Linked DNA regions of Homo sapiens: regions 1 and 2 are each linked to region 3. The links are chromatin contacts, found by Hi-C or POLR2A ChIA-PET in ENCODE. All regions are on one chromosome and are shown on one strand. The core of a region is the stretch at or near the end of the contact, and the rest is flanking DNA. Distances in the headings are between cores, read along the strand shown.

Region 1 (3,754 bases), core at 356-2,855, 570 kb before region 3:
TGACATGTGTCTGGATTGATTTGAGAGTTGTAGAAAGGAGATGATTCATTGACGGCTTCTGCTTCCCACTCATGTGATATCAATGTATGTAATTCTTCTTTCAAAATCACGTTTCACTCTTTTTAGAAAATGAATGAGGTGGGAGGTTAAAATAATAACCCTCTTTTTTTCTTGGTGGAAAATAGTCTTTGTCAATGAAATGCTGTTGCTGATGGTTCACAAATCCATTCAACCCAAATTAAAGGCGTGTTTCAAATACTAGGAGAAAAATGGTATTTTTCTCTGGCATCCTTTTGCTTGAATTTTTCAATCTCATTTTACACTTGTACGCTAGTACCATGCAACAAGGTGAAGGGGAAGGATTTGAATTTAGATCTCACTGCTCACAGGCTGTGGGCCTTGGATGAAATGCTTGACATCTCTGAGCCCCAGTTTCCTTAGTTGTGAGTGGTCAATTGTTTTGGGGTTCAGATTTCAACCTATCCTCATGCTGTTTCTCGCCTCCTCCTAGAAGCCAGAGTTTTCAGGATTATCACTTGTGGTAGCTGTTCCTGACTTTGGAGGCTGGGACAGTTGCTCTGTCCCTATGCCACTCCATTTGAATAAGATCCTAATAGCTGGCTGCTGCTTACAGCTTCATTCTAAGTCCCCCAGCTCTAGTAAAGCCTTGTGGAAGGCAGTTTGTTCTTTGTAGGTTTTCGTTAGAATCTCACCTTAGTAACTAACTTGAAATTTCTGTGATTTGTGTCCAACAATTTCTATTTTCTGATCCACATTTGGCTAATGACCTCTCTCTAGAAGAAAGATTGCAAAGATCAAATGGGAAAATATTAAGCTTCTCTGGCCCTTTATTCTATCATCTTGCGTACTCTTGGCTAATCTTTAAATACACCCAGCAGGTTTCTGCCGCAGGGTCTTTGCACTTTCTCTTTTCCTCTGTCTGGGAAGCTCTTTCCTGGTTAGCAACACACTTTGTCACTTCGCTCAGGACACCTCAAAGCTCCCTTGTCAGTGATCATTCTCCCCTGCCCCCAGCATTTTCTATCCCATCATCTGCCTTTATTTTTCTTCAGAGCACTTATCACCTCCTGAAATGCCGGGTCTCATTTACGTCTCTATATAATGCCTTTCCCCAGCCCACCATTAGAGCAAAGACTTCCTCTCTTGTTCACTATTGCATCCACAGTGTCTGGCAGGTGATAGGTGCTCCATAAATATCTGTTGAATAAATATTTCTGTTTGAAATATAATAGAACTGTCACCCAGAAAATGCCAGCTATCCTGTGCTCTATGAATCACCTTCTCTTTGGAGAGAACCATGGGCTCAGTGGAAGAGTAGGGACCATCAGCCGCCACATGACTTAAGCTTTATGCTCTGAGGGTAGAATGCCCTGGAGTATGCATGTGAGAAGAGACAGCCACAGAGACAGGGAGAAAGGCCTAGAGAGAGACCGACAGGGACCAAACCGCAAGGTCGTAGACAGAGACATGTAGAAGGAAGCAGGTTAGAGAGAGGCCCAATGCAGGAGAGAAACAGAGAGATCAGAGCAGAAACCAAAAAAAAAAAAAAAAAAAAAAAGGAAGAAACAGAGAGGAGAAAGACTAGCCACATCAGAGTGGAAACAGGGAGGCTGAGCATGCAGGTACCAGGCCCCAGTCCTTCCACCCACTGTCCGCACTTCATCCTTCCAGAGTCTGCCTCTCACCTGCGCACAGAGAGATACTTCTTGCATCAGCCCCTGGCCCTTTGGAAGCCAAGCTTCATCCTATTTACTCAGCTCTTATGGTCAGAGCTGAGCTCTTTTGTGAGTGGCAACATCCCTGAGGGCTCTCCAGAGGCCTGGAAATCCTCTGTAGCACCAGGGCAGGGACAGCTAATTAATACTGAGAAGGTCTTGGTGGCTCCTGCTAATTGCCCTGACCTAGGCAGGTCTTCATGGGCTGTTACCTCCTCCCCAGCCCCAAGCTCCCAGGGGCCATGTCCTACTCCAAGCACAGGACAGCAAATTTGGAAGAGGTGAAAATTTTACTACATCTTTGTGCTTGACTCTGAAATTCATTACAAAGAACATCTGCAAATATGGACAACCTTAGAGTGTCCCAATGGCCAATACATGAATAACCTTTAAGTATATAATCTCACAGAAACCTTGCAAGGAAGCTGGTGCTGTTTTCCTCTTTGTAACTGGGCAACCTGAGGCTCTAATGAGTTCCAGTTTGGCCGAGGATGCCACAGACTTTAGTTTCATAAACGAGAATTAGGGTTGAGGTTGATCGATCTCTCTGACCCCTATAATTGCCACTATCCAAGGGTGTCTACAGGATACACCTTCAAAGTGGGACTACAGATTTGGTTTGCAGGCCCACGATCTGTTTTCAGAAACCTTTGAAACCACATGTAATTTAGAAATCAGAATTTGGTACATTTAAAATAATATGTCTCATAATTACATATCGTAGAGCATCTTGCAGAGGAGTCTAGGACAGCACTTAGGGATAGAACACAACATTTTTGCAGTGAAATAAATGACTGTTTACATTACATGAGAAAAATAAAGACTATAAATAGCCTTATATTAGTTCTATCAGTTCAGGTCAGGTTTTACCACCAGATTAATGATAAAAACTACTTTTGGTTTTGCAAAACTTCTTTGGAATCATGACTATAAGATTATAGGCTGGAACAGAATAAGTCTCAAGAGAAGGTCTTTCTTCTTTTCCATAGGTGGACCACACATATGGCAACCAAGAACCACACACAGTTTCACTTTATCAATTAGGTGTTGTTCACAAGTAGGGCATGCATGGAAAGCAGAGAACATTCTTCAACCAAGTTGTTGAGGGCAGACTGCTGTCAGCCTGGCCAGGTTTAATTTGGGGTGATGCCCTCATGGGTGTGTCACCCAACCTCAATGTGCATAGCAGTCATCCTAAACTCTTCTTAGGGAGGCCCCTTGGCCGGAATAAAAGATCAGCCCAGGGACCGATGCACAGTAAGTGTTCCCTAATGTTGCCTAAGATTGCTATTACCCAGAAGAGGCTTCATGGCACTCACATTAAACCTACATTAAGTAAGCAGACGCATAGACCGTGGGCATTCAACAATTGGTAACTTATTTCTCCAAGCCTTTCTCTAATCAGGGTCTTTGCAATGCAGTGCATTTAATGTGAAGCAGTGTTCAGATGTGCATTTCCCACCCTCCAGCCAGTGCACAGCTCTCCACTATTAAAGCTCATGCACCACCCTCTTTAGAAACACAGAGGGTAGAGTCAGGTAGAAATCACAGGAGACAGGGCTTTTTCTAGGACTTTAGTTAGGTACGTCTTCTCCAAAATTCTGGAAGAATCTTTCACACCACTCAAGACAGCTCATGAGAAAAAAAAGCATCTCTTTATATTTAGACCGGCGATCTCACCGCAGGTGCCCCACTTGTGTGGGAGACAGGCTATTTTTTTTTCTAGGCCCCAAGAAAACTTCTCCCTCCTCCCATCTGATAGGGTTGCTGCTACTTCCTTTACAGTGCAAAGATCAGAGGGGCAGCTCCCATCCCCCACCAGTGTGGCGAAGGAAGAGGGCAAAAAACAGGCCAGGTTTTCACAAAGGAAGACCAGAAGCTGCAATGATGTAACGAAGTACAGTGCATGCCAGTTCATGGGCAGGCAGGAAGGAAGGCAATCGCAGGCTTTGAGGCAGGGCACCTGCCTTCTACTTGTCTGATTTTAGCAGCTGGAAGACAAAAAATAACTTGGGCTT
Region 2 (3,835 bases), core at 751-3,250, 530 kb before region 3:
AAAAATCACCTCCAACAACTTCCTGTAATTGCGAATTATTGTGAGGGAAACAGAAGGAAAAGATTTCGAAATTATGAGCCATTATGCTCGAGAGAGAGGAGAGAGAGAGAGAGAGAGAGAGAGGGAGAGAGAGGGAGAGAGAGAGAGGCAGTGGGGAAAAAAAAAAGACAGCCTGGCTTCATGAAACACAGCTGACAAGCTCGACTAAATTACCCCCGGACCATTACAAAAATCACTTAATTGCCAAGCATTTTGTTAGGTCAATTGACTCTAATTGAAAAAATAACAAAAAGCTTATTATGCTGCAAATGCGGCCGTGGAAAATGAGTCTTCTGTTAGAAGGAAACAATAATTCTAAATTTCAGCTGCTGCTAACACTACAAAGTTCAGTGTTTCCTTCGGATAGAATCCGCAGTGGAGGAGAAAGTGAATATGCATCAATTGATTTTTTTTCCTTTTAGCGCTTCCCCCCAACACTTCTTGCTCTTCCTGATCTTCTCCTTCCCTGCCTCATCCTACCCCCACCCTCATCCTACCCCCACCCTCATCCCCGCCTTGTCCCCACATGATTAGCAGGGGCCCCCTCCACCCCCTTCCATCAGCAAATATACACCTCACTCCCATCTCCCTCCTTATCTTCCTGCAAGAAAGGGTTGGGAGACAAAGAGGGGGCCAGCAGTGTGGGGCCCTGGGTTAGGAGAGATGTCCAGTATCTGCCCTCCCCAGCCCCAGCAGGATGCTGCAGCCTCGGTAAAATGCCTCCCCCACCATTTTCTTTCCATGAGCTGCTCTTTCTCTCTCCCCTCCTGGCTGTCGCCTTATCTCCTCCTCTCCCCTTTTAAATGCAGATAATAGAATAAGGCAAACAGCTTATGTCCGCAAAATTCCTCTGAAATTGCCCCCTAACATGCATACCCAGAGCTGGCCTTGATTGACATCAAGTGCAGTAATTAAAAACCCTGCCAGCTGACATAGGTGAAGGTTTATTTATAATTACACATTTTTAGGATGGCTCGTCCAGGGTCGGTGCATTTAAAAAGATAAGTCGGCCACAGCTCTGTTACTCCCCCAATTATAGATTTGAATGGTGGGAGTTTATAATGGGGGCGGGGAATTCTGCTTTGCAAAAAAAGGAATTATTTGTTCATAAAACCAGGAGGCCAGGGTACGAAAGTCTGATGGCAGAGCCTTTGTCTAGAAAGCTGTGGGAGAGAGAGTGTGTGTCTGTGTGTGTACCTGTGTATGCCTGTGTGTGCATGGGTGTGTGCACCTGCATGTGTACCTGGGAGTGTGTGTGTCTATCTATGGGTGTGTGTGGGCCTGTATGTGTACATGTGTGGGTCTGTGTGTATGGATGCATGCACCTGTGTGTATACATGTGTGTGCCTGCATGCACATGTGGGTGTATGGAAGGGGAGTCATGCGGTGAAGCAGAAAACACCTCCCTCTCCCTGTGCTTAAACACAGAGCTATACTCACAAATCATTTCCCTGCTTGCTTTATCTAAAATGTTAAAAATCTTGCCCAGCTTCAAATCCAAGACTATCAGATCTGACATTCCTAAGAACCCACTGTGAAAGAGGATTCCTCCGTGGGAGCCCAGGGAGCTGGGACAGGAGCTTCTGGGAGGACTGTGTGGGCATAGAGTTCCTAGGAGGCGGAAGCTGCCTGCACACAGCAGGGTGTTTGACACCCATGGGGCAGTGCCCAAAAGCAGCAGCCAGCAGGTCCCCTCTCCCCAACATCCGCTTCTCATTGTTGCCTTTTTTTAGAGCTTGGTATCACTTACCCAGAGGGGCAGAGCCGGCCATATCAGACTGTGCATCTCACGTGTGTGGTTTCTTGGGCCCCACAGCTGGAGACAATGGCAGGAGCGGCCTTGGAGAGCCCCGATTGTCACCTGGCGTCTTGGCAGGCAGCTGAACCCAGAAGTAAACTGAGCCAGGCAGGGAGCTACAGGTGTTAAAGGTACCAGAAAGCAAGGCTCGAAAATCAGATATGAGAGAAAAGGGGAGCAACAGGAAGCCTTTGTATAGGGGGTGCCACTGCATTTCAGACATGCCTGGCCAGGGGGCACAGGGCACAGGGCTTGTCCAAGAAGACAGGATGCAAAACCCACTGCTGACCAGGGAGCCAAGAGCTGTGAAAGGGTCTAGGTGGGTCACCCAGAACAGTCCCTCTGCCCCAGAACGCTGCACAGAGAGATTGCCTGGAAGGAAGCAGGTCCTTCCGATTAAGTGGCAGAACCCTACTGAGAGAAATAAAAGTGAGGAATGGTGAATTCGGCACCACTTGCCAGACCAATGGGCTTCATCAATTAATCACAGCCAAATAATCACCACCTACATTAAAGAATAATACATGAAAAGGACAGGAGCCTCACTGTAACTTATTCAGAAAGGGCTGCCTCCCTAATCCCTCTGAGTCCTGACATGTTAACAGGGTAGCGACTAATTAGATGTCAAAAATTCATAAGCGCTCTTTAATATTGCATATATCTGCAGCCGACATTTCAATATGAGAGTTGTATACACAGAAGTCACTATAGCATTAAAACACAGTGGGGTGGAAGAAATAAAAGGGAACCAATAAAAACAATGTCCCTTAAAAACCCCAGAGAGTGCCAGCTTTGGAAGTGTGTACTTTCTTATTCAGAAAAGGTATCACCTTAATAAGAATTATAGGCAAAGGGGTTTCGCTGCTCTGTGCTGCATGGACAGAAAGGGGGTGAGGAGACGAGCTTATCAAAAGCACTGCCAGGTAAATAGTAATTTATTGTGCATGCACAATGAACATTACCCAGTGTCCTGACACTGGGTGATAATGAAAGGCATGTTATTGTGGAATCCACTGAGGGAATTTCCACTCCCCCCGCTCCCTTCTCCCCTTCTCCTCTTGTCTCTCTTGAGCAAAGAAGCCGTGATGGGTCCTGGCAGCTTCTGCCTGTTTCAAGCCATTTCACATAATATAGAAAGCACCTGAAGTTTAGTGGATTAAGTAAGTGAGTTAGTTTGCCAGCTTGGTGATATATATGTTGCTTGCATGTGAACTTATATTTCAAATGCTGGGGACTATATTTTTATGAAACAAGCCTTTTCCTGTCGGAAGAATTATAGGAATGTGATATAATACAAGGCAGTGAGATTAAAAACAATGCATCATAGCAGAGAGAAAATGCACTGTTTTATGACTTGCATCCGTTAATTGAACCTCTCAGGAATCAAGAGAAGGGCTCTGCAGGAACCTGCTGGAAAATCACTCTCTTTTTTTACTTCCATGTTCTGTTTTTTTGTTGTTGTAGTTGTTATTTTTATTTTTTATCATACATATAGATACATATATACATGCATATATATATACACACACATATTTATGGACACACACAGCCATGAATGACGTATGTTGCTTTCTGTACAATACTGTACTTTTATTTTCTTTTAATGCTGCTCACATTTGACTTAGAGTGAGGAAGTTGTGTTGAAGAGCATTAAAGAAGCTATCTGAATTCAAATCATTAGGTGGACAATTGTTAGTAGCTGTGCACAAATCCCATTAGCCTTCTGGGCCTCAGTTTTCTCTTCTGCAAGACAGGTGTGGTGATGTTGTCCTTCCAGGTTGGTTAAAGCAAAGTACAGTAAAGACAACAGGAAAGCCAAGACTCCTGTGAGATTCCAAGTGCTATATAGACTTTCTGTCCTGATTATCTTGAGTTGAGACCATGGTTGGGCTGCTTTTTGCCACATATACTGTGATATTGACACAGATTTATATTTTATTGTCAGGTGAATTTTGTTTTTTACTTGAATTTCCCCATCATTGCAACAACACAGCAAGC
Region 3 (3,443 bases), core at 831-3,330:
CTCAACTTTGGCCTCAACACTGTCTCTACACAGAGTGGTGTTCAAGATGAGCAGAGCCCTGCTACCTCCTGTTTCTCAGTGAAACCACACTAAGGGCCCAACTCATTGCTGCAGCAAGACCAGTTTTTCCCCAAGACTCACTGTACTAGGGTGAAAAGCAGAGACTCCCCTTGGACTTACCTTGGCCAACTTTTTCCTTCTGCATGTATGTGAGGTGCTTCTTGAAAACAAGCCAATGACATTCATTCTCCTCACTTCATCACAAGAGGGTGGCACAGCCTAGGAGTTCCAAGTTCTGGGGAGACCCTATAGCTATGGTAGGGAAATGAGTATAGGGACTCTGAGCTGTAGAGGGACCTATGTGCTCAGAATTCTCACTCCTGATGCAGTGTTATTATCCACTGTGCCAATGTCCCATGCTTTGTCCAGTGGCAGCCCCTTCCCAGGAGCAAAGGGAGGAGGCCACTGCAATGATACCAGTGCTCAGACAGAAACTTACACATATTCCAGGTTGGTTATTCTCTGGATGATGAGATAAAAGAAGAGGAATCAGAACTTCTGCACCAAAAGAGGCTCTGGCCAGACTTTAGGGCCAAAATTTTAAAATCTTTTTCTCACTTGCCTCGCCATGTGACCCTGCAAGTCACTTCAGCTCTACAAGCCTCAGTTTCCTAAATCTTAAAAGAGATTCCTAGTGACTACTTTATAGAATTGTTCTTTCGATTTAACTATTTAGATGGAGTGGTTACAACACCTCTCATATCCGTTTAGCTTGTTACCCACCATTGTTAATAGCTCTTGCCACACCCAATGGTATGCGCTTCCCCTAACCCAAGTGAAATTAATGATTGCTGGCCAGAGCTCTGCTATTTCCAATCCAACTGACATTACAAATGCCTCTGGCAGAACATCCTTCTTCCTCTTTCCTGTTGCTAAATCCAGATTATTCCCTTTATGGACCAACATCCATGCCCCCTCTTCCAGGAAGCCTTTTCTGAATACCCCAGCCTGGGCTAAGGGAGGCTACTCTGGAATCCCTTAACAACTCCGTTGCAGCACTTTTTACATTGTGTCCCATCTAGTAGCTAACTTATCTGCTCTTACTTGACTACGACCATTTTACAGACAGGGATTACAGTGTATTAAGTGCTGCATCTTGAGCATCCAGCGCCATGCATGAATGTAGTAGGCACTCTACAAATACTTAGCGAGTTAGTGAATTAATAAACGAATGAGTGAGATGCTAAGATGATGCATTCTTGGAGTGAGAGGAAAAGGGGCCAGCTGAGCAAACTCTCTGAGCTCCAAATCTTGGGCAATTCATTTGGCTACTGCATCTAGATGAGCTTATCTGTAAAGGAGAAAATGATGCTGACCTAATTTGTATTGCCACAGTCCTTTAGAACAACTAGTAATTGATCTGAAAGATTGAAGTCCCTTGCACTGTCCTTTCAGCCCTGTAGTCGGGCAGGTCCCTGTAGGGTGGGACTGGGTGCCACTATCACTACTCTCGGTTGCGGCACAGATGACATCAGCCTCCACTAGTAGAAAGCCAGCACCTTCTGCTCTATCCATACCCCCTCATCATTTTTATCTGTATCTTTAAGTCAACCTTTGGGGAGCTGATTGCAAAGTTGGAAGTAGGTTTCAGGGTCACTAGATATTCATGGCAATGGATACTCATAAAGCAAAAAGAAAGAAATAGTTAGAGACCCTTTTAATCTGCCTCTCACTGACATTTCTTTGCTGAAAAGTTCTGCAGGTATAGGCTAGGGCACTAGAATTTAGGTCAATGACATTCATGCTGCCTCTTAGAAAAAAATCTTTCTGCAGCAAGTGCACGATTTCCTGTTATGACTGCAGATCCCGCCGGCAGCACCAGTGTAGTGACTGTAGAGGCGTCCATCCTGTTTGTTTATAATTCTTAACAATGGGCTTTTGGGGAAGGAGGGCCCGAAGCAGCAAGCTCTGATGAGCTGCACAGAGGATGTGATGCCACCTGAATAATGCATGCCCACTTTGTGTGTGTACCCGACATGGGCCCGAATGCAGGGGAAAGCCAAAGGCTTTGAAGCACCTGCTCTGAGCAGCTCCGATGACAGCCCAAGAGTCCAGATAAGATCTGAGCTCTCCTTCCTCCCCACCACCCCACCCCCTATGCCGCTCCCATTTCCCTTTTGGCATTTAAAATAAGCTCTGAGACTAAGCCACCCCCGAGAGATCCTGTCAGAGATGCCGCTTTTGTGTTGCTCATATTCCTTCCTGGCCCCACCCTAGTGTAGGACCTTCTCATAACTTGTGCAGGGATAGCAGTGGCAGCCTTCCACATGACTGTCTGATCAGTCCCCATCTGGCCCCCTCCAAGCCACTCTCCACAAGGAGGCAGCCAGAAGGATCTTTCTAACAATAAAATGGTCACTTGGGCGGATGCAGCCCCAAAGGCACACGGCTTAGATTTCAGATCATACTCATTCCCCACATGAGAGTGCTACTCTCCTGCCGAATACCCTTCAGGTATTGCCTTCATCATTTGCAAATCATGTTCAAGATTTCTGGCATGGCACAGAAAGCCTTCCGCGATCTGACTCCTACTCCCCCCTCTCATCCTCTTCTCATCCCCTGTCTTTTCAGGTCCACAGTGCTCCAGTTGGCCGAGGCTCTGGTTCCCAAAACAAGATGTCCCTCCTGTCTCACTTGGATCCTCACACCTGTGTATCCTGGCATTTCTTGTCCTTTCTATCTGTCATTCCTAGTAGGAACCTCAACCACATCATAAAACAGTGGTCAACATTCAGTGTCGATCAGTCTATTCAAGGTACATTATATGCATTCCTTGATTTAACCCTCAAAGCAACACTGTGGGGTATGCATAGTTCTTATCTCCATCATGTGGAAGAAGTCACTGAGGCTCAAGGTAATAAAATGACTCCTCCAAGGTCAAACAGCTACAAAGTTGGCAGAGGGCTCAAACTCAAGGTCACTATTAACCACAGTATCACATGGAGACTTACATGACATGGCGTACCATCTATTGCTTACCTATTCTTAGACTGGCCGAACTCCAATTACTCTGAAATGCCATTTTTAAGGTACTAATGTATTCAAAGTCCACCCTCCCTACTTTAAAAGCTGCACTTTCTGCTCCCTTGCCAAAGCTGGAATTTCATCCTCACCATGGATGAAATTCACCTCAACAAAACTTGGACCTCTTTTAAACCTTCATTTCTCCATGAAGTCTTTCAAAATGCCTAAGATCCAAGTGATCTCTCTTACCCACATTGACAGCATATTCATCAACGTTGGAATAATTCCCATCATCAGCTACACATATGTCTGCTTTTTAACTATATTATAAATATACATAAAATTCTTTTTTATAAATGATTGAATTCATACACAAATTCTTCTAAAATATATATAAGGCACAAAAATTAAAAATACAA

What was found. Hi-C counts contacts between places; a loop is a spot of excess contacts on that map. ChIA-PET counts read pairs that join two places held with the same protein, here RNA polymerase II (POLR2A). Pooled maps may share reads with other maps.
Region 1: a pooled map shows a loop between it and region 3 (2.5-fold over the local background). The contact joins two enhancer-like sites. A Hi-C loop is called at or near these places in 2 of 168 maps with a recorded cell type or tissue (CD4-positive, alpha-beta memory T cell and naive thymus-derived CD4-positive, alpha-beta T cell) and 4 of 50 pooled maps. POLR2A ChIA-PET finds 5 or more read pairs at or near these places in 2 of 52 experiments (CD4-positive, alpha-beta T cell and CD8-positive, alpha-beta memory T cell).
Region 2: a loop to region 3 is called in a map of naive thymus-derived CD4-positive, alpha-beta T cell, with 6 times the contacts of the local background. The contact joins the promoter of LINC02295 here to the enhancer-like site in region 3. A Hi-C loop is called at or near these places in 2 of 168 maps with a recorded cell type or tissue (CD8-positive, alpha-beta T cell and naive thymus-derived CD4-positive, alpha-beta T cell) and 6 of 50 pooled maps. POLR2A ChIA-PET finds 5 or more read pairs at or near these places in 4 of 52 experiments (CD4-positive, alpha-beta T cell, CD4-positive, alpha-beta memory T cell, activated T-cell and 1 more).

Annotation. Positions count from the first base shown.
Region 1 is chr14:98,173,347-98,177,100 of GRCh38, reverse strand. No RefSeq gene overlaps it. Among named protein-coding and RNA genes, the nearest start is that of LINC02295, 39 kb to the right of the region's middle. Within about 2 kb of position 1,605, at least 2 of the 41 ENCODE cell types and tissues checked have a DNase peak (open chromatin) inside an H3K27ac peak, as active enhancers do; they include CD4-positive, alpha-beta T cell, where a contact is called at or near this core.
Region 2 is chr14:98,134,152-98,137,986 of GRCh38, reverse strand. It overlaps LINC02295 (long intergenic non-protein coding RNA 2295), which reads right to left and starts at 2,000. Exons shown (of 3, transcript NR_184268.1): 1 at 1,790-2,000. The region is part of intron 1 of LOC105370655 (a long non-coding RNA gene); the gene reads left to right.
Region 3 is chr14:97,601,473-97,604,915 of GRCh38, reverse strand. No RefSeq gene overlaps it. Among named protein-coding and RNA genes, the nearest start is that of LINC02291, 83 kb to the left of the region's middle. Within about 2 kb of position 2,080, at least 6 of the 41 ENCODE cell types and tissues checked have a DNase peak (open chromatin) inside an H3K27ac peak, as active enhancers do; they include CD4-positive, alpha-beta T cell and CD8-positive, alpha-beta T cell, where a contact is called at or near this core.